Linked DNA regions of Mus musculus: region 2 is linked to region 1. A link is a loop called in an ENCODE intact Hi-C map of the cell type or tissue named here. Cell type or tissue: heart. All regions are shown on one strand. Each heading gives the region's core, and the rest is flanking DNA. Links, peaks and the distances in the headings are about the cores only. Region 1 overlaps Erp44 (endoplasmic reticulum protein 44). Region 2 has its middle 36 kb from the start of Alg2.

The links. A loop is a pair of places that touch in the nucleus more often than their neighbours do. Peaks named below come from ENCODE experiments on the same cell type or tissue, not always from the same donor. Only the 100,000 strongest peaks of a DNase experiment are listed, where the experiment ranks them.
Region 2: a loop joins it to region 1, with 2.3 times the contacts of the local background. A loop is called at or near these places in 2 of 42 quality-filtered maps.

What each region holds. Positions count from the first base shown.
Region 1 is chr4:48,219,024-48,229,054 of GRCm38, reverse strand. It overlaps Erp44 (endoplasmic reticulum protein 44), which reads left to right. Exons shown (of 12, transcript NM_029572.3): 5 at 9,528-9,712. Among named protein-coding and RNA genes, the nearest start is that of Mir1958, 11 kb to the right of the region's middle. In heart, for the core only: a CTCF peak has its summit at 3,725 (motif pointing left); no DNase peak of the experiment used is centred there.
Region 2 is chr4:47,433,291-47,443,321 of GRCm38, reverse strand. No RefSeq gene overlaps it. Among named protein-coding and RNA genes, the nearest start is that of Alg2, 36 kb to the left of the region's middle. In heart, for the core only: a CTCF peak has its summit at 5,135 (motif pointing left); DNase peaks (open chromatin) are centred at 5,151 and 5,561; H3K4me3 peaks cover 1,411 bases; H3K27ac peaks cover 1,578 bases.

The DNA of each region.
Region 1 (10,031 bases), core at 2,481-4,980:
AGTTACTATTGTAGTAATCTTAAGTCTTTTGATCCACAAACATTCTTAATCTTTCAATGTATTTAAATATTTTCAGCTTCAGCAATTTTTTTCTCATTTTCCAGTCTACATATAGTACTTTGATACTCATACAACCTACATTAGACTATTTTACTTTTAGATTGATTGCATGTGCGCACATATGTGTATGTTTTCTTACTTACTTGGCTCTACCGCTGCCATCTTATGTGAGGACTCTGTCAGTGCCCTCAGTATGCTCTGACAGATGTGGCCAGTGCCCTCAGTATGCTCTGACAGATGTGGCCAGTGCCCTCAGTATGCTCTGACAGATGTGGCCAGCTCTCCACTGAGTCCAGGCTACGGTAGTGACTTGTCAGATCTTGGCTCTTTATGGCCATTTAAAAAAATCTTTATTTTTCAGAACCTAGACAATTCCAAGAAGTATTGGTTATATAATTTGTAGAATATTTTTCAGTTTGGGTTTGTCTAGGTTCCTCCCACACCGAGGCTTTGCACATCTTTTTTGAGACTTGTTTTTATTTTTCAAGACAGGGTTTCTCTGTATAGCCCTGGTTGTCCTGGAACTTGCTCTGTAGACTAGGCTAGCCTCAAACTCACAGAGATCTGCATGCTTCTGCCTTCTGAGTACTGAGATTAAAGGCATGCGCCACCACTGCCTGATGTAAGATTTATTTTTAACTATGTCTCAGTTTTTGATACTCTTATAAATGGCTTTGGCTTTTAAATTTTAAAATTTTGCATTTTTTGTTAATATGTAGGGATTAAAATTAACACTTTTGTATTGCTTTGTGTTGAAATTTAATTCCAGCAGTTTTTATTTAGAATTTGCATAGCTTTCTAGTGAAAATAATTGTGCTCTATACAAATAAAGTCAGTTTTCCTTCCTGTGGTCAGTGTCTCCTTACCATATCCTGCACAGACAAGTTCATGTGCTCGTGCTTTGGGATTAACTCTGTGGAGTCAGAGGACCCGTTTCCTAGCAAGGTGTTTGCAGAATCAAGATGTCATCCTGACTCTGCACGACTCACTCTATTAGTCTCCTGTTAGGTATTCTGGGAGTCTGCTCTGGCCTGTCACTGTGCTTCACGCTGTCTGTCTTGTTCTGACTCAACTGCTTCACTCAGACGTCTCATCCAGAGTCATAGTGGTGTGTATTGGAGAGGCTCCTGTGAAAAGTTTCTAGCTAAATGAACTGGTGAGCCTGCTCATTGAGTGCTCATGTGGAGTTCAGCTTGTTCTTACATACATTGCCTCAGCTATGGTCACCACAGTCTTTTGAATTAGCTAGTGGTATTTACTCAACCAGAGCATAAGTGCCAATTCTCTGTAATGACATGTGACTGGTCCTAGAGATATAGCAAAATACACTTGTATGCTGTTTTAACTTCTCTGAAGGGGCAGTGTTAATTATGTGATGCATTATATTGATAAGCATAGCTTACTCTGATGGGGTAGGGAAGGAAGCCTCTCAGGATATGATATAAACTTGAAGGAAAAGTAGTACTTCCGCTGTAAGCTCAAGCTGTGTGGTGACAGGTAAGCGTGTGAGGAAGATCTCACTATGGTGTGGCAGGTATGCGTAAAGGTGACATCTCTCTGAGCTGAATCTTGCACAGTCCATTTGGGGAAATATTTGTAAATGCTATCTTCACTTTTCTAATCAGCCCACTTTAAGATTGATGATGAGGTGAGATTATAAAGTTGAGAAACAACAGAATTACAAGCCAAGCCAGTATAGAAATAAAATGCCATTTAAAAAAAATGAAGCATCACACGGGTATTTTAAAGACGTTCTTGGGAAGGCAGTGCACCTACTCATCTCTAAAAACAGGTGGGGAAGTCTTCTCTAGAAGACTGTTTGTTGGTTTATCTTGAAAATTCATTTCAGTGCATATTCCAGGAGCCACTCACTTGGTTTGCTGCTTGCTTTTCCGTGGAGCTCCTCTCCTACCCACTGGCAACTCAGGCAGCCTTCTGTTCTGCCTTTAACCTCACTTCCTTATGTACCCTTCTTAGTAAGGACATTGTGTGAAAGGTTCAGTTCCGTGCTGAGGACTTGGGAGGTGGAGTAGTTCCACCCAGTCGGCACTTGTGTTTCAGGAATGACCTGCACACACCCTTGTTTATCTCTGTCTGCTCTCCTCTGTGCAGCTGAAAGGGTTATTAGCACATGAGCTGGACTTCCATCAGGAAGCCCACCTACTGTTTCATTTTATTGCAACCCCAATGTAGAACTTATATTTCACTTTTAAGCTCCTAAAATTTTTCATTTGCTATACTCATTGTAGGAAATGAATGAACTATAAGGAAAATAGGGAGAGAAAAAGGAAAATGAAGGCATGACTACTAGAAAAGAAACAGAAATTGAACTCAGTCCCAACTGTCTCTGTCCCCGAGCCGACAGGAACAGGTAGTCTTACTGGTCCTACGGAAGAGCAGGATGTCAGGTCTTGTTTTTGCCATTATTCTGACAGTTTTCCTCCTCTTCTCTGTCTAAAGGACTTGGGAAACTACATCTCTAATCAGGATATATGCTGTTGTGTATTCCTTAGATGGGGTGGCAAGAATCACAGCTTCTTATACTATACCAAGGAACTCCACACTGAAACATGGTTTTGGTGTATATGCTATTTGTTGGGGGTTTTAAGGCTTTTCTAAGAGTTTGTCCTGTGTAGACAGGGGTAATATTGGAAGTAGTTACATTAGTTACAGTGGTAGCAATAAAATAGAAGGCCAGGTGTGGTGGCACTTATGCTCAGCCTCAGCATTTCGGAGGCAAAAGCAGATGAATCTCTGGGTTCAAGGCCAGCCATATAGTTTATTAGCCTACACTGGGGAGTCCAGGCTATGCATCCAGGCTAGGATACATAGTAAAATACTGTCTCGATAAATAAATCAGTAAAATGTGAGCCTTGTAAGACTATGGGCCTCACCTCTGTAGTGATCTTTACCAACTTTGGTATCTAGCAGGTAGACTTGTTCACTTGTGGTAATTGAATAGATGAATGGATTATTGAATGCCCACCAATAACTGGAGCATGACAGGTACACTGGTACTTTAAATTGGTTATCTCAGGTCTCTAACAGTACATGTGAGGAGTTTCTTCTGTACTTTTCCACATCTAACTTCATTGATTATAAGGAACTATTTTATCTCCACATGCAGAAAGTATTGTGTGTCTTACAAGGAAGGGAAATGCACTCAGGATCTCGTGTGACTCATGCCAGCTGAGTCAGCGTTTACATGTCTCCATGCAGTGATTGACTGCACACTTGCCTGTTTGACTGGCTGGAGAATTTGCTTTATTCTCAATTAAAACGTCATTGCTAGTTAAGTAGGTTTTATTCAAGGTCAGCAAGATAAAAACTAAAATATTAATAGTGGTTTTTCTGTAGAGACTAGGAATAGTTAATAATGGTGGCTGGATTACAAGTGATTAGTTTTCTTTATAGTTTTTTTCTAAAAGCATTTGTCAAATATGCATATTTTGTATCTCCACGTATATGTGTGTATGCACATGCTTCAAACATACTTTTGCCTGTACTGCAGAACATGAATCCATGCCATCTGCAGTCTCCTCATTTGAGAGTGTGGGAATAGAATTCACCATTCTGATGTTAGTGCTGCCTTTCCCTATGGAAGGTCCTGTCCGTCTGCCCCTGGTGGGACCAGGTTCTCTACTGACCTCCAGTGGCTACAGTCTGTATGGCATTAAGCAGGGACACTCAGTGTTTGTTGGTCAGTGCAGAATCATCTACCCTCCCATGAGCATTTTTTGGAATGCTCTCTGTCCTTGAATTAGACAATATGCTACCATATGCTCAAGTTACTCTTACCTGTCTGTCTTCCAGTGCTACTTGAACCTTCCTTATTTAAAATTAAGCTTTTATGAGACCTGTACATAAATCCTGCATAAAGAACGCAAAAAATATAATTAGCTCATGTGTGTAAGACAGAATTCTGTTGGTCCCGGTAAAAATAGTTGGAAAATAAACAACTATATAGAAAACCACCCAGCACTGCATTACTCGGGGAAAGTAAGCCTCAAGGTCACTTAATGTTTCTGTCTGGAGTTTTATTTGATGGTGTTTCTTGGGGAGGATGCTTGTTTTAGGGCACTATGGTTTGAGAATAGGAAGAGATACGGAAACAGCAGTTGTCCTTCTCCTGGGTTCTGCAGTGAGAACCTTCTGATGAAACCATATGCCTCCTTGGACTGACCTGGATAATAGTAGTGGGCCATAGCTGGGACAAGAGATGACATACTTGCCCTATTTGGAACCCTCCTGGGTATTGTGAGACAGGTAGGAGGAATTCATCAAGGAAAACTTAGTGACCATTGAAGCAAAGTACATGCTAATTTTCTAGTCATGAAGTTATTAACCTCCTGAAATTTCTAATTCCTTTGACATCCATTTTAACATTTGATCTATCTAGTTAATTTTTTAAAAAGCATTTATTATACCCCTGAAGTCATTCTTTGTTACATTGTTAAAATGTTAAGCTGTAATTATTTTAAAATCACGTTTGGCCAAAGCTTATGAAAAGTCACCTTTATGTCTGGACTTACTGATCAATGTAATTTTAAGGGTTTTTCTTCTTAATAATTAAAAGTTACCTCATTGTGCAGCACACCTGCTACCGTGATGTTTGAGAATTAACTCACTGACTAGTCCCCTAATAGTCTTCAAATATTAGGTAACTTTTTTCTTCATAACCAGATTTTTAAGGCAGCCTGATGGTTATAATGACAGAGTATGGAAACAGGCTCTGGCAGCCTATATCAGGAGTCGGGCAGCAGTTCTTTACAGTACTTCTGTTCCTGCTGGGTGAATATTTTCAAAGTCCAACCCCATAGCTATCTGGCCAAGCTATCACAGACAGGATAGCATTCAAATGCTGTTAATAGAACTGCAGGCCCTCAGGGTCTCTCTGATCTTAGTATCCTCTGCTGTATAAAACCTTTTTCTTTTAGTGTATTAAGTTTTCATTACACTCATTGATTTATCAGGTTTAGAAAGTTAAAAGGGGAAAACAAGAGAGACCAAAACTGTGAATGCAGTTTGGTTAGGTAGGTAGGGCTTGGGGAGAATCTAGGAGAAGTTATGGGAGAGGGGTGAAAATGATCAAAATACATTGTATGAAATTCTCAAAGAACTAATTAAGATGTTATTTTACAAAAAGAAAATTGAAAACATTATATTGTCTCTAGTAGAATCTTTTACTGTTCATTTTCAAACTGGTTCTTAGATTGCAAATTTAAAATAAAACGGTTACTCCTATTAGACTAGTCATTTTTGTGCTAGTCTGTCACAAATCCTTTCTGCCAGACCCTTGGTAGGAGTAAAATAAAGACCAGATATGTTCACCCCTTGCTGGAAACTTAGACACTCACCTCATTTATATTAACTCTGACTATACACTTAAGTTGTACAGGACAGGGTCTTTGTAGGGCTTGATATTTTCAGTATAGATTTTGAGGATTTAGTTTTGGTTTTGCCAATGTGGTGGACAAAAACCTTCATCTGGTAGTTTAATCAATAGCTTCCTGATGACAGCTGAGCATGTTTTTATGTTTATTGGCCATCTGTGATTCATAAATTGAACAATTTCTTTAGTTCACTTATTTTTTTTGATGGTCCTTTTAAAATGCAGTTCTCTTTCTTTCTTTTTATCCATATGATCATTTGTTTCTTGTGTATGTTACAAGTACCTCTCTCCTAGTTTGTCATAAAAACCCATGATCTTGCCAGGTATGATGGTGCATACAAGTTGGTGGATCATGAGTTCAAGGCTAATCTGGCTACATAGCAAATCTGAGGGCAGCCTGGGTTGCATGGTGAGACCCTGTTAAAAAACAACCCAAAATGTATTTAACCTCAAAGTGCTTTCTTGTCTATATGGGACTCCAAAATCTGTCAAGCCTGGTGGCAGTGTGTGATCCTGACTCAGGGTTACAGGTTCCTTGCCTGAGTAAACATTGTCCCCTAAGCACCCCAGGCTAGAGCAGCCCTCCTCTGTTTTCTGCCTGCTTCTCCTCCACACCCACCCTCAGTCTCCTGGGTTGCCCTAGCACTCAGTAAGTGCCCGTTGAGACTATGCTTTGTGTCTTAGGCCCTCGCAGGCTCCTCTGCTGGGCCAGGAGTGTTGTCTGGGAAAGGCTTCATGGCTTCTGTCTCTTTTGCTTTTGCAGGAGTAACACCGAGTCCTAAACTGCAACTGCCGATTTAATTTCTAAAAGGAAACCTCTAGGGAAGAATGTGGCTGTGATCTTGGCTATCTAGAAAGGGTCTTTTCTTTGGGGGACATTTCAGTTTCTTTAGTCATTGTGGCTTTTGTGATTTTTGATATCTTTAAAAATATACTTTTAAAAAATGTTCAATTTTTGCTAGTTATTATAGTGAAGCAGTAGATGTGTGGCAGTGAAGCACCTGCTGTAGATTGGCGTGCTTGTTCTTTAAAATGTAAATATGCCCCTGCCAGCATATTACACTAAAAGTCTAAGCAGACATCAGTGGCAAAAGCTTTTAGTGTTTCATCAAGTTATTTGGTATTTATTTAAATATCTTCTTCTCAGATAAAGGAAGCCATTCACTTCTATTTCTGAAGTGTGAATGGATGTTGAATTTTATTGAATGGTTTTCTGCTCCTTTTGAGGTAATACAATATTTCTTTCTTTAGGGTCTTAGTCTCTCCTTGTGGTTTTAAGTTACAGTTCCCCCATGGTTGGTGGTGGTGGCATTTCCCCCATATACCTACATAGACCTACTTTTGTGAACTATCTATTAAGATCTTTTACCCACTTTTCAATTGAGTTACTTGTATTTTCACAGTATACTTTTTTGAATTCTTTATACATTTTGAGTGTTGACTCTGTTCAGTGTTAACTTACATATATTTTCCAGTCAATAGATTGCCTCTGTAACTCTTAAAAACTGTTCTGTTTGCTTGGTGAGAGCTTGTGTGTGTGTGGTGTGTGTGTGTGTTGTTTTATATATGTGTGGGTTTTTTATTGGTTATTTTATTTATTTACATTTCAAATGTTATCTCCCTTCCCAGTTTTCCCTCCACAAACCCCCATCTTTCCCCCCCCCCTCACCTCTATGAGGGTGCTTCCCCACCTGCCTACCCACTCTGGCTTCAGTGCCCTAGTGTTCTCCTCCATTGGGGCATCCAGCCTCCACAGGACCAAGGGCCTCCCCACTCCCTTTGATGCCTGACAAGGCCATCGTCTGCTACACATGAGTCTGGAGCCATGGGTCCCTCCATGTATATTCTTTGGTTGGTGGTTTGATCCCTAGGAGCTCAGGGGGCAGGGGGGGTCTGGTTGGTTGATATTGTTGTTCTTCCCATGAGGTTGCAAACCCCTTCAGCTCCTTCAGTCCTTGTCCTAACTTCTCCATTTGGGTCCTTGCACTCAGTCTGATGTTTGGCTGCATGCATCTGCATATCTATTGATCAGGCTCTAGCAGAGCCTCTCAGGGGGCTGCTCTACCAGGCTCCTGTCAGCAAGGGCTTCTTGGCATCAGTGTGTGTGTGTATGTGTGTGTGTGTGTGTGTGTGTGTGTGTGTGTGTGTGTGTGTGTATGTGTGTGTGTGTGTGTTTTATTTGTTATTTATTTATATTTCAAATGTCATAGTGTATGGGTTTGGTGTCTGCAGATGGGATGGATCCCTAAGTGGGGCTGTCTCTGGATGGCTTTTCCTTCCGTCTCTTCTCCATTCTTTATCCCTGCAGTTCCTTTTGACAGAAGTTCTGGATTAATATTTTTGAAGTAGGTGGGTGGCCCCATCCCTCAACCGGGGATCGTGCCTATCCACTGCATATGGTCTCTACATGTTCTGTCTCCCCTTTGTTGGATATTTCAGCTAGTTTGAGATAATCCCGTTTGTCTGTTTGCTCCTGTTGCCTGTACTTCAGAAGTCTTATCCAAACATTCTTTGCCCAGGCTGATAGCATGAAGTGTTTCTCAGTTTTGTATTTTACTCCCGTAGGCTGAGACTCTTAATTCTTACTGACATTACTGATATCAAATACTTTATCTACCAAATATCTGTTAAATTTCAAAGCAGCAATACTGGTATTAATGTTTTAAATATTTTATACTCATGGTAAATATTTACATGGTTTCAAGCTCAGAATTATAAAACCAAATGTTAGAATGAAATCTAAATTTCTTCCATAGCATTCACATTTTTCTCCTACTTTCTTTTCTTTCAGTTTTCCTCTTTTTTATTTACTTTTTTATTTTTTAGAAAAGATTTATTTATTGTATGTATGTGAGTACACTGTCTCTGCCTTCAGACACATCAGAAGAGGGCATCAGATCCCATTACAGATGGTTATGAGCCACCATGTGGGTGCTGAGAATTGAACTCAGGACCTCTGGAAGAGCAGTCAGTGCTCTTAGCTGCTGAGCCATCATCTCTCCAGCCCAGTTTTAAAGCATTTTAATTAAACGTCATTGTCTCTATGTTTTGCTGCAGATGCTTATTTGTCAGAGAGCATGTGTAGTGTGCTGGAGAGTCAAGGTATATGTGACTGATCCACATTGTTGTGATCTTTGCACTGTTAGGAAGACCTCTGTGTATTTAAAGACTCCCATACGTGTGCTCCCATTGTCATGCCATGTTTTCTCGTTCATCCCTTGCCCAGCAGGGCTCAAACCATATTGTAGCGTGTCTCTTGTAATGGATGCACTTACTGGTTCGCTCTGAAGTAATCAGCTCCTAAACCAGACAGGCTATGGCTTTGTTAAATGTGTAACATTGGGTTAATAATTCAGATTTAAGAAACTTTGCTAATGAATTGTGCTTTCCTCCTCATAAATCCTGTATGGATTTTACGAGACTATTATGTGATCTAAATTGCACGTAGACTTTTATCCATCTCTTTTGAGAACTCCAACCTTAACTTCTAATATTCCTTTAGTATTCTCTAAATGCTTGTCCTGGAGAGAAACAGTGCAGCTTTGACTTAGCAAATGTTGTAAGTACTTCTGCCTCTTTCTGAGCACTGCAAAGGCCGTGGGATATAGAATGTAATTTACCTCCTGCTTATCACCCTCCTCCTAGCTTATATGCTGCAATTGCCATGTAGTTTTAATTTATACCCTACCTCACAAGGCATAGTTATTGTATTGCTGTTTTTATATTCTGATATCTATGTGCCATGCTATGCTATGTATTTGCATTGTCTCATTTGATTCATGAAACAACCTTGTTATAATAGAAGTCACCCTTCCTGTAACAGATGAAAAGTGAGGGCATTGCAATTTATGCACATTAAAGGTTCATGGAGCCTGTAAGCAGTAGATTCAGAATTTAAATCCAGGCAGTGAGTGAGTCCAGAGTCTGGTCTGATACCAGTGATAAAGTATTTTCTTTTCTCTTTCACTGGGAAAAAAAGAGATGTCATAAGTAATTGTAATGTTTCTGACTGTTAAACTATTGGGTTCACCCTGGCTGAGTGCTAAAGCTAATTTCCTTTCATATATTCTTTTAGCTGATATAGCCCAGAGGTACAGGATAAGCAAATACCCAACCCTGAAATTATTTCGTAATGGAATGATGATGAAGAGAGAATACAGGGGCCAGCGATCAGTGAAAGCGCTTGCAGACTACATCAGGCAACAGAAAAGTAACCCAGTCCACGAGATTCAGAGTCTAGATGAAGTCACCAATCTTGATGTAAGTTACTTATGGTGGATGAAGTGTGTACTGCCTGTGTAATTAATGCAAACAACCAGAATGCAATATAGAATCTACATGTTCTCTTATAGTTACTGCAGTATACTTGACATATACAAACTGGAAAGACTTTGTCTGGGATTCATTCTCAAGGGAATTGCTAATGTTGAACAAACTTCAGATAAAATGTGTTGCATACAAGAAAGCTGCACTAATTGATTAATATAGGCAAAGGGAACCAGAATTATAAATAGAAGTTTAAGTCAAACACATAACACCAAAATTTTCCCATTTCCCTTGGTTGATACCTTCAGTGTCT
Region 2 (10,031 bases), core at 4,067-6,566, 790 kb after region 1:
GGGTGGCCACAGCATCTCTGTAAGGAGAAAAGACCAGCGGAGAGATGAGGGAATGAAGGCAGGAATCATGGGGCCATACACATGGTCATGTCCTCTATTGCAAATCTACCTCTTGGTGCTGTGTGACAGTGAAAGTCTGCCCTCAAGTCATTGCCATCATAAGCACGGCTGTCTTAAACTTATAAATCACTTTGTATTTACGTAGGAGCCACTGCTGAGTGGGGCTTTGGGTGTCTTTGTGAGTTCGGCTCTGAGGACCCACAGGAAGCTCATCTTTGCTGGGAGTGTGGAGGGAAGAAGCAAGGAATAGATGTTCAGCTGCCCACCTGTCTACATCTTGATTTTAGCCCCAGGAGACTCATTTTAGACTCACAACATCCACAGCTGTAGGAGAATAGGTCTGTTGTTTTAAACCACAAAACCGTGCTAACATTGTTACAGCAGAGATGGAAGACAGTCCAATAGGGGCTGTGAGACAGCACCTTGTAAAGGTGGGATGAGAGGCAAGCAGGGGTGAAGAGTTTGGGCTTTTGAGGTAGGGTCTAACTTTGATCCTACCTTTAGTTGTGGGGTAACCTTGGGAAAATCAAATGCTTTCTCAAGCCACGGTTTCATCAACTGTAAAATGGGGCTCTTCCTATATACCCTGAATCATAAGAACTTGGCTGTTCCAGGGACACAGAAACCACTCACTAAGAACAGCTACACCATTTTTATTTTCACAGAAAGCGCTCTGAAATGACCTACAGCAATGTGACGGTCCTTCACAGTAAGGATGACTTTACTCTTCTCCAACATGGGAGTGGTTACTCGTACTCTGATTTGTACTTTCCTTTAGTATAGGACAATGAGCTATAACAGTTGCGTTCAAACCATTAAAGACCTGAAAGTGATTAATTTTATTAAGGATTAAAATTTTTTTCTCCTACAGACCCGTGTAAGAAAATCAGATCCCCTGAAACTGGAGTTAAAGATGTTTATTAGTTGCCATGTACACGCTGGGAATTGAACCCAGGTCCCCAGAAAAGCAGCCAGTGCTCTTAAATGCTGAGCCATCTCCCTAGCCCTATGCTTAGTAGTTTGCTTGTTTGGATGGTTTGGTTTAGAGGGTGTGTGCATGTGTGCTCTTCCTGGGTCTAGAGCACATCCCAGAATACCCATGACTTCTAGAATGATGACGATTCCTGTCTAAGCTGGATATGGGGGTACGCACCTATAACCACAGCATGTTTGTGCATGCGTGTGTATACATGTGTTTATGCATGTGTGTGTGTGTGTGTGCATGAGTGTGCACGTGTGTGCATGTGTGTTAGTGTATATGCATATGTATGCATGTGTGCGTGTGCATATGTGTGCGTGCGTGTGTGTTTGTGTGTGTGTGCGTGTACAGTATCAGCTCTCTTACATAGCTTTTCAAGCTTAGAACATATGTATTTCTCCCATCAAATTGCTCTTATCCATGAGGTCTGCTCCAAGATAGAGGCTTGCAGTGTGAGCAGCAGGTAACCAGACTGGGAAAGGATGTTGAAGGTGCAAGGATCCAGGCCTTCCAGAAGATAAAAGAGAGGCCAGGGCATCTCAGGACAGAGAACAACTAGCTCTCGTTAGATGCCAAACTCTTAGAAAAGTCAAGGTTAAATCTCAATGACAGGCAAAGTGTGTTTCCTTAGTAAGTAGTTAGTTGGGGTGCTTTTTTTGCAGGTGACTTAAAACTGGGTCTTTACTCTCTCACACAGATATTAGTAGGTGGAGAGACTTGATTTTATTTTTATTATTAGATTCAGTGGTCGTTCTGTGTCTTTAGCTGTGCCAGGCAGGTTAGAGAAAGGCTGTAGAGGGGACTGGCGGGTGAATGAAGAGAAACACAAAGAGTGAGCCACACTTGCCAGTTTTAATGACCTTGTTCTCCACCGTCATATTTCTCCACCGTCATATTTCTCCACATTTGTTTTTGTTTGTTGCTTTTTGGATCCATGGTCTCATGGTAGGCAAGGCTGACCTTGAACTCAGTCCTCCAGCCTCAGCCTCCCAAGTGTTGTGGTTACAGGCATGCGCCCCCATATCCAGCTTAGGCAGTCATCGTCATCTAGAAGTCATGAGTATTCCCGGATGGGCTCCAGGCCCAGGAAGAGCCTGGCTGGTTCTGGTTAGGCAAGAGCTGGAGACGGAAAGCAGGAGACAGAAAGGATGCTTTCACACGCCAAGCTGACTCATTCCATGAAGACTCACTCCTCACCTCCGTTTCTGGGTGTAAGACGCAGTAAGGTTCAGCGTGCCAGCGTATCCTCCCGTGTCCCTTTACTGCCCAGATGGCCACTGGGTCTTCATTTTAGTGGTGAAAGAAGAGTAAGGAGCCTCCCTCAACGAGCCTTGAAAAGAGTACTCCCGGTTCACCCCATGTAGTCACAAAGCTTGCCTGACTATAGACCGCTGATATAAATTTCTACCTTCTATCATCTTTATTTCAGTCGGTGACTATGGCGGTGTGCACAGAATTCAAATGTACAGTCAGAAAAGATGAGCTTCTAAACACTGCCGCCCAGCCCCCCCCCCCAATCCCTTCTTTAAATTCAGATTGTTTCCTGCCCCATCATTTGCCTTCAGAATTTTTGTCATAGGCAGATTTTTAGAGGTCAGCCCTAGACCTGGGATTTATTTGTGCCCATAAACAAAATCCCAATATTAATCGCCAACTATTTCTGATTCTCAGTTAACGTTCTCAAACATCTTGAGTCCCCAGGGACTCTTTGCCTTGTCATATGAAGATGATGTTTCCAGATTTATATTCCCCAAAGACGCGGGGAGATCATAAAACTTAATGTATTCCGTGGTTCGGAATGACAATTTCACCAAGAGGCGAGGGAATATTTCCGTGTGGATCATTACGGCACCATGTAAGTTGTTACTGTCCCACTTGCTTTTGAATATGTATCTGCCTCTGCCTATAGAACAGCTCCTTTGCCCCCTCTGGGGCTGAAAGTGGCTGTGCAACGGGGCAGACAGTGAGAGCAAAGCTGAGAACAGCCCCCTGCCTGGGATAAGAAGGTGATGGGCGGCAGGCAGAAGGTAAGAGGCTCTCTTAAGCAAAGTGACTAGCCAGACCAGTACACCGAGCAAAATGACTAGCCAGGCCAGTACACAGAGAGAGATTTGGTCTAGAGAGGGAGGCCACAGTTGGGCCCAGGATGGACCTCAGATCTATCCACAAAGAGCTCTGCCCTAGGAGATTTAGCTTGAACAGGTTGCGGCATGTGCAGAGCCCATGAGGTTGTCAACTCTCTAGCGCTGTGGCAGACAAGCCCAGATAACCAACTTTATTTTAGCTCCGGTGTGGAGGTTCTAGCTCATCCCTTAGGCCTGTGACAAGCAGCAGCGCATCACAGCGGGAACACACGATGCTACAAAACCACCTCCTCATGGGCAGGAAGCAAAGGGACAAGTTGCAGAGCTTGGTGACCTGCAGATCTCTCGTTCGGCCCTGCCCTCCTAAAGGTTCCCCCATCTCCCAACAGCACCACACCAGGAACCAAGCTTTTAACACACAGGCCTTTGGGGTGCATTCAAAATTGAAATCACAGCAGTCCAGCTGCATAGAGGCTAATGGTAGGTTTAGGGCGTGGGATGGGAGGCATGGTTCAGTAAAACTACTAGATAAAAGAGGATTTGATGTAGTCAGAATTTTCTGAGTGTTCCTTTCTGGTTCTGTGCTTGAATCCATTCCATCCTAGTAGCAGAGGCAGAGTGACACCTGGTAAAATGTCTTGCACATAACCAGGGCTCCTGGAAAACATGGGGGAAGGAACCATGAATTCTGCTGCTTGGGAGGAGGCTCAGTACGTCTAAGCAAGGTGACACTAGGCATAGCATTACATTGTCCTGTGACTTGGGGAAGTCTCAGATTGCTGTCCCTTCTATTCCTCCCTAGATTACCAAGAGGGTCACTTCTCAGTGCCCAGTTCTAACTACAAATTGAAGCTGATAATGTGACCCCATGTCTCAAGATAGCTATGAAGGCGATTACAGCCTTGTGAGTGTACAGCACATAACCAAGAGCCAGGCACAGGCTTTGAAGCCAGTACATGCAGCTCTAAGGGCCTGGATGCCTGCTGTCAAGCTTTGTCAACAGGCAAAACGCAACTGTGATGCCTCCAAGGAGAATGTGGCAGGAACCCACCTCCCTTTAGAAAGTCACCTGGGGCAGGTTGCTAATGTCAGAATTGTGGGGGTAGCGGAGGCGACTCCACCTTGAGTCGCAGCAGCAAAGGAAGCAGGGGGAGGGGAGGATCCTGGGTAGAGTAGGGAGAGGACCACAGGTCCACAAGGGAGAGAACGGGTGAGCCACAGGCACAACAGAAACAGCTTCACTCTCCAACCTATTGCTGCTTCTTGGACTCCACACTTAAGGATGGGGACAACTGGTGGAATCGATTTATAGACATGTTGATTTACAGATAAACACATGGCGCTTCTTGGCTTGGTTTGTTTTAGAGAAGAAAGACGACTCTGAGAACATAGCTCAATGGTAGAGTAATTACTGAGCATGTGCAAGGCCCTGGTTTCTATCTCCAGCCCTGGAGAGACAGAGACGTGTGTGTGTGTGTGTGTGTGTGTGTGTGTGTGTGTGTGTGTGTGTGTGTGTGCGTGCGTGTGTCTGAGAGAGACAGAGAACACAGAGATATTCTGAATATGATTCTGTTCATCTATATTAAATAAGAGGCTTAAATGTGTGGTTAATGAGACATAGTAAGAGAAAATAAAGACATGAGAAATTGCATGCACTCTATGTCCCTAGAGAACTTCCTTGTCACGATGCTTAGCTGCTCCTCACTTCATCTGCCTCACGTTAGCCTCAGGATCACCGGGTGGGGTCCCACAGCAAGCGATACCATCACATTTCATCATGAAGGCCCAAAGGCTGAGAGCATCAGACCAGGCATCTGAATCCAGTTCTGTCTGCCTAAACCAAGCATCCTCGCACCAAACAAGATATTCCTACACGTTAAAGGCTTGAAAAGCTCTGGAGGTAGAGGAAGGTCTCACCATCCCTCCCTGATCGCCTTCCAAACGCCAGGCGAGAGGGTTGTAGGGTTGAGCTGGCTCTGGGAACCAACGATGTATGTGCAGCTTTCGCCCCCTGGTGGCTGATATGCGAAGTGCTCGACAGTGGAAGAACAAAGGCTGCTAGCGTCCTTCCCTACCGCCCCCCCCCCAACCCCCGCCCCGGAATGGGGGTTGGGGTCCTGGACTTGGCTCTAGCGGCACGATAGACTAATGAGCTGTACATCTGCTCAGGAGGCAGCTGTTGAGTGCCTGACGGAAGGGTCGAGCCTGAAGGAATGAAATGAAAATTTGATTTATGTCGCTTGTTTTGGCAAGCTTTTGGGAAATGACCAGCCAGCAGCGCTGCCCCAGCACTCATGAGGGGTGAAGGGTGAGCGAGTGTCTCCTTGTCGCTCCACCTCACCCTTCAGCTGTCAACGAAGTCGTCCGTGGGGAACTGACTCTTATGCCCCTCCTCCAGGCAGCTGGCTTGTCCCGCCTTTGCTGGAGATGGGGGCGGGGGGCCTTCTGGTTCATCTCTGCTCTGTCTGAAGGGGGCGGGGGGTGCAGCTTCTTATACTTGTTTGAACATACATGTAAGTGTCCTCAGCTCTAGGCATCTGCCAGCTCCAAGCATTCAAAGGGGTCAAAGGGTGTGTCAGCTGAGAGGATGGCCACGCCCGCTATATTTTCAGAGCAGCGGCAATCTCCATGAGGATCGGGCTCCTTTGAGAAAGGTGGCTCCTTAACGCCAGGTCTCCTGGCACTGTGTGGCAGGTGTATGAATGAGGCCACAGGGAAGCTGGGCACCGTGCTCCAGAGCTTGCTTCTCTGCCTGCCTGTCCAATGTTCCCCTCTCCCAGGAGTATTATGGGAAACACCAGTCCAGCGTGTCTTCTCTAGGGCTGGGCTTCCAAGAGAATCAGCCCCGGGGAAGCTCCCTGCTCGTACAGCCTGCCGGAGTGGGAACACTGCCATCCTCCCTCCCTCTGCCCTGCCCCTTAGGGTGCTTCACATATACTTTCTCTGTATTTCATACTACCTTATTGAAAAGGGGAGACATATGTCTCCTGAGAGGCTTTACCTAGGAGCAGATGGAAGCAGACACAAGCATCAGGTGGCCTGTGGGGAGTCCTGTGGAAGAGTAGGGGATAGGATTAAGCCAGCCGGAGTGGTCAAAGACACCACAACTAACCTGGGCCTGTGGGGGTTCACAGAGACCGAACCACTAACCAGTGGGCTGGACCTAGATTCCCTATACACTTGTAGCAGATGTGCAGCTTGGTTTTCATGTGGGTCCCCTAACAACTGAGCTGTCTGACCCTGTGGCTGCCATTGGATCCCCTTCCTCTACTTGGACTGCCTGGTTGGTCCTCAGGAAAAGGGGTGTGTAGTCCATCTAGGACTGGATGTCTCAGGGTGGGGTGGTACCCCAGGGGGCTTTACTTTCTCTAAGGAGAAGATGAGGGAGTAATGGGGGAGAGGGATTTGTAAGGGTGAGACTGGGGGGAGTGGAGGAAGGGGGTTGATCAGGATGCAAAGTGAATAAATAAATTAATAAGAAAGAGAGATTAAAGTGAGTGGCACAGTTGCTTTCTGGCCTTCATGAGGAAAACCTGGGAAGTGAGCTTTGTCTGTCATGTGTGCTTCGCAAAAGCCAAGCTCCTGTCTATGAAAACCACTTAGGAGGTAGGAGATACCTGAGACCAACTTGGAACTCTCAGCTGTCCCCCTGCCTCAGTCTCCCCAGTGCTGGGATTACAGGTGTGAGTCACCACCCCTGGCGGAAGCATGCTTTTCTGCACATGTCCTTCCCATAGACTCCCTCTCCCTGAGGTCATCAAACCATTTATGAGAGGGAAAATGACACGACCTCAGGTTATATTTCCCCTTGAGTGTTTATATTGAATGAGTGAACTAATTAATAACTAGGATTTCTGCATAGATTCGTAATAGGGAAGCAACAATCCACCACTGAAATGTGCATGACGGTGGGGAGCCACTGTCCAGGCAGAGCTGGTGACGCGTGAGGGACTCATACATCCCCAGAGACCCGGAAGACCTTCGTGCCAAACCGGGACCATTTACTATTTCCATTAATGGCTTGAAGGATGGAAGGGAGCCTCAGCTAATCACATTTCTGCAAGCGCTGAAGCTGGAAGGGATCTTTGCCACTTCGGAGGCCCAGATTAAAATGGGATCGAGGCTTGACGAATTGCAGAGATGGCCCTAAATCAATAAACAGAGCAGCAATAAAGATAAATGCCAGCTGTGTGAACGGGGCTGGAGAAATGATCGGCGAGCGAGCGGCGGGGAGAGAAATGAGTTTTGAGGGGCCCAGGAGGAAGAGCCTGGTTGGGAATTGATCGAGCCATCGTGGTGTTGGTAAGGTGGAGGCTGGGTTCTGCCACCCAGTGGACCCCAAACTTTAGAGAGGCGGAAAGCGACTCTGAGAGCTTAGCAAAATGTTTAAGTCAGAGCTTGGCCTGAGAGGGTGACTCAGCGATTCTGGATCCACGAGGAGAAGATTCCGGCGTAGGTGGACCATACACGATGCTTTTGGGAAAGCAAGATGGCAGAAAGCAATTGACTCCATCACTGTCTCACACGGTTTCCTCCCTGTGACGCCTACCCTCAGGGATTCTCTGAGTTCTAGCATTGGATAAGCTTGGAGATAATCTCCTTAGAGGAAAATGAATTCACAAGGCAAAGGAGCACAGTATTGAGCACAAACTTCGCTGCAATTCAATCAACTTCGTGAGCTTGGACCAATCCAGAGTTTCCCAGCTGTTTTGAGCTGGAAGCTTCGCCCCCCGCCCCCACCCCCCACACACACCGCCCCCGTCCCGACGACCCAGCTCCCACCCTTCTCTGCTGTGTTCTGCACGTCTGTGGGACTGCAAAGCCTGCTGAACTCCTTCCAGTGCGGCTACCCATCAGCCACTTGGTCCTGGGTTCTTTCACCTATTCGCACAGCATCACTTACGGTGCCCACTCTTGTTACCCACAATCCCCTGGGAAGGAATTATTGAGCTGAGGGAAGCAAGTTAAACCCAGTGCAGGGTCTTAGCTTCAAGTATCTATTCATAAAGGCTTTTCTTTCATTCATCCAAACCCTCTCGGGGGAACTGAACATCTTTTTTTAACCTTAGCTTGCAGGAGGCTTTGAGAGCACGTACGCTTAAGCACGTGCCACTGAGGCTGGATAGCCACTGAGGCAGGCTTCTAGTGTGGACGTCCCTCAGTTCCAAATATCCTTCCCTTTATTTGGTTTCTGATGTAGGAAGAATTCATTCAGTCTTCTTTATAGGTGGGCCTATGAAATAGAATGTCCCGGGGCTCCACAAGGGTATGTCTGTGGTACAGCTTGCCGTCTGTGCCACGAATCTGGTGCACTGAAATGTGGTGTTTGTTTGTTTGTTTTTTGTTTGTTTGTTTGCCAAGAAGATGCTCAATAAAAATATGAGCCACGATTTTAAGATGAAGATGTTATTTCCAGTCGACCAACACTACATCTGGATTTCTGACATTTCTTGAAACTCTGAAGGCTGTGGGCGGGCCACCATGTTGAGAAACATGGACTAGGGCTGCCTTTCAGTGATGGGTGGGCTCTTCTCTTCTGCAGCTCTCAGCGCTCCCTGTTGTTCCTTCCCTGCCCACCCACTGGCTCACTAAATCAGCTTCTTCTACACTAACCAGGAGCCCCTTGATTTGCATAGTGCAGGGTCCCCACTCGTTCTTGGGGACCCCAGCCTTTGCCTTGCTGTGGTGGGGATTTGCCTCCTGCCGATTGAATGAATGATTGATTGATGAATGAATGAATGAACAAATAAGCAGATGATTCTATACTAAATATGAACACATTAAATATGAGCAGTGCCAATTGTGCTGCTCTTTTAGGGAGTTGAAGCAGAAAGTGAAGCTAAGGCTCCCATCGAGGCTGAGAGGACTCCCATTTTCTGAAAGCCAGCGTATTCTTTTCAAAACAGCTCCCAGATGGCCTCTCCCCTTGGTAATAGAACCACACCCCTAAAAACAGAGGCAGCTATTTTTCAATACATTTACCTGAGGCCTAAGGCCTTATCTTCCCATCCTGTGACCAAACTAACCAGATGGTGCTCGATTCTGCGATTGACTGCATGGCTCAGGGACCAGATCCTTAAATGTGATTATAGCAAAATTCATTACGCTAAGACCTCCCTGGGGTGGGGGGATAGGCTCATAATGGAAACCTCCAGAGGCTCTAGCTGGGGGGGGGGGTGACTCCTGAGCTACACACATCTAGCTATTGGTAATAATTAACCTGAACTAATTATTGGCAGAGCCCACAACTGTTCTTGGAGCTGGGATGTTTGCCTCAGAGCAACACAAAACACTAGCAACATCCATAGGTTCTAATGTAGAAGAGCATGAGGAACCAGAGGCCTGAAGGAAGCAAGATGAGGCAGTGAGCCAGTGAGGGCTTCTTGGTGGAAGGCAGCTCCGCCTAAACAATTCTCTCCCAGCCTGGAACACTGTCAGGATTTTAAAGCTAATGAGGCCACATGTATAAAGATAACAGGGGAAGAAAACCGGTGGATACATGTTAAACACCATTCATGGTGCCACGATTCCAGGCCAGCCAGGACTACATAGTGAGACCCCCATCTCAGAAACAAACAAAAACTGACATGAGAAACTGAGAAAAGTAATAGTCCAAAAGAAAAATATCAATTAAAAAGTGCTGTGAACACACCACGTGAGAAACATAGACAAGCGTGATTGTGTCTTTCCGTAGTGTCAGAATTGACTGAATAGCAATACATCGATTCTCAAGGTACAGCTGTTTCAATGGCGGCAATTTGTCAGATATTTTCCTTGAGAGCCGTGGCTGAGCAGAGAATTCTTGATTTTGATCTTAATTACTCATCTTATATCTTAGATCACTCATCACACTTCACAGTGTATAATGTGTGTGTGTGTGTGTGTGTGTGTGTGTGTGTGTGTGTGTG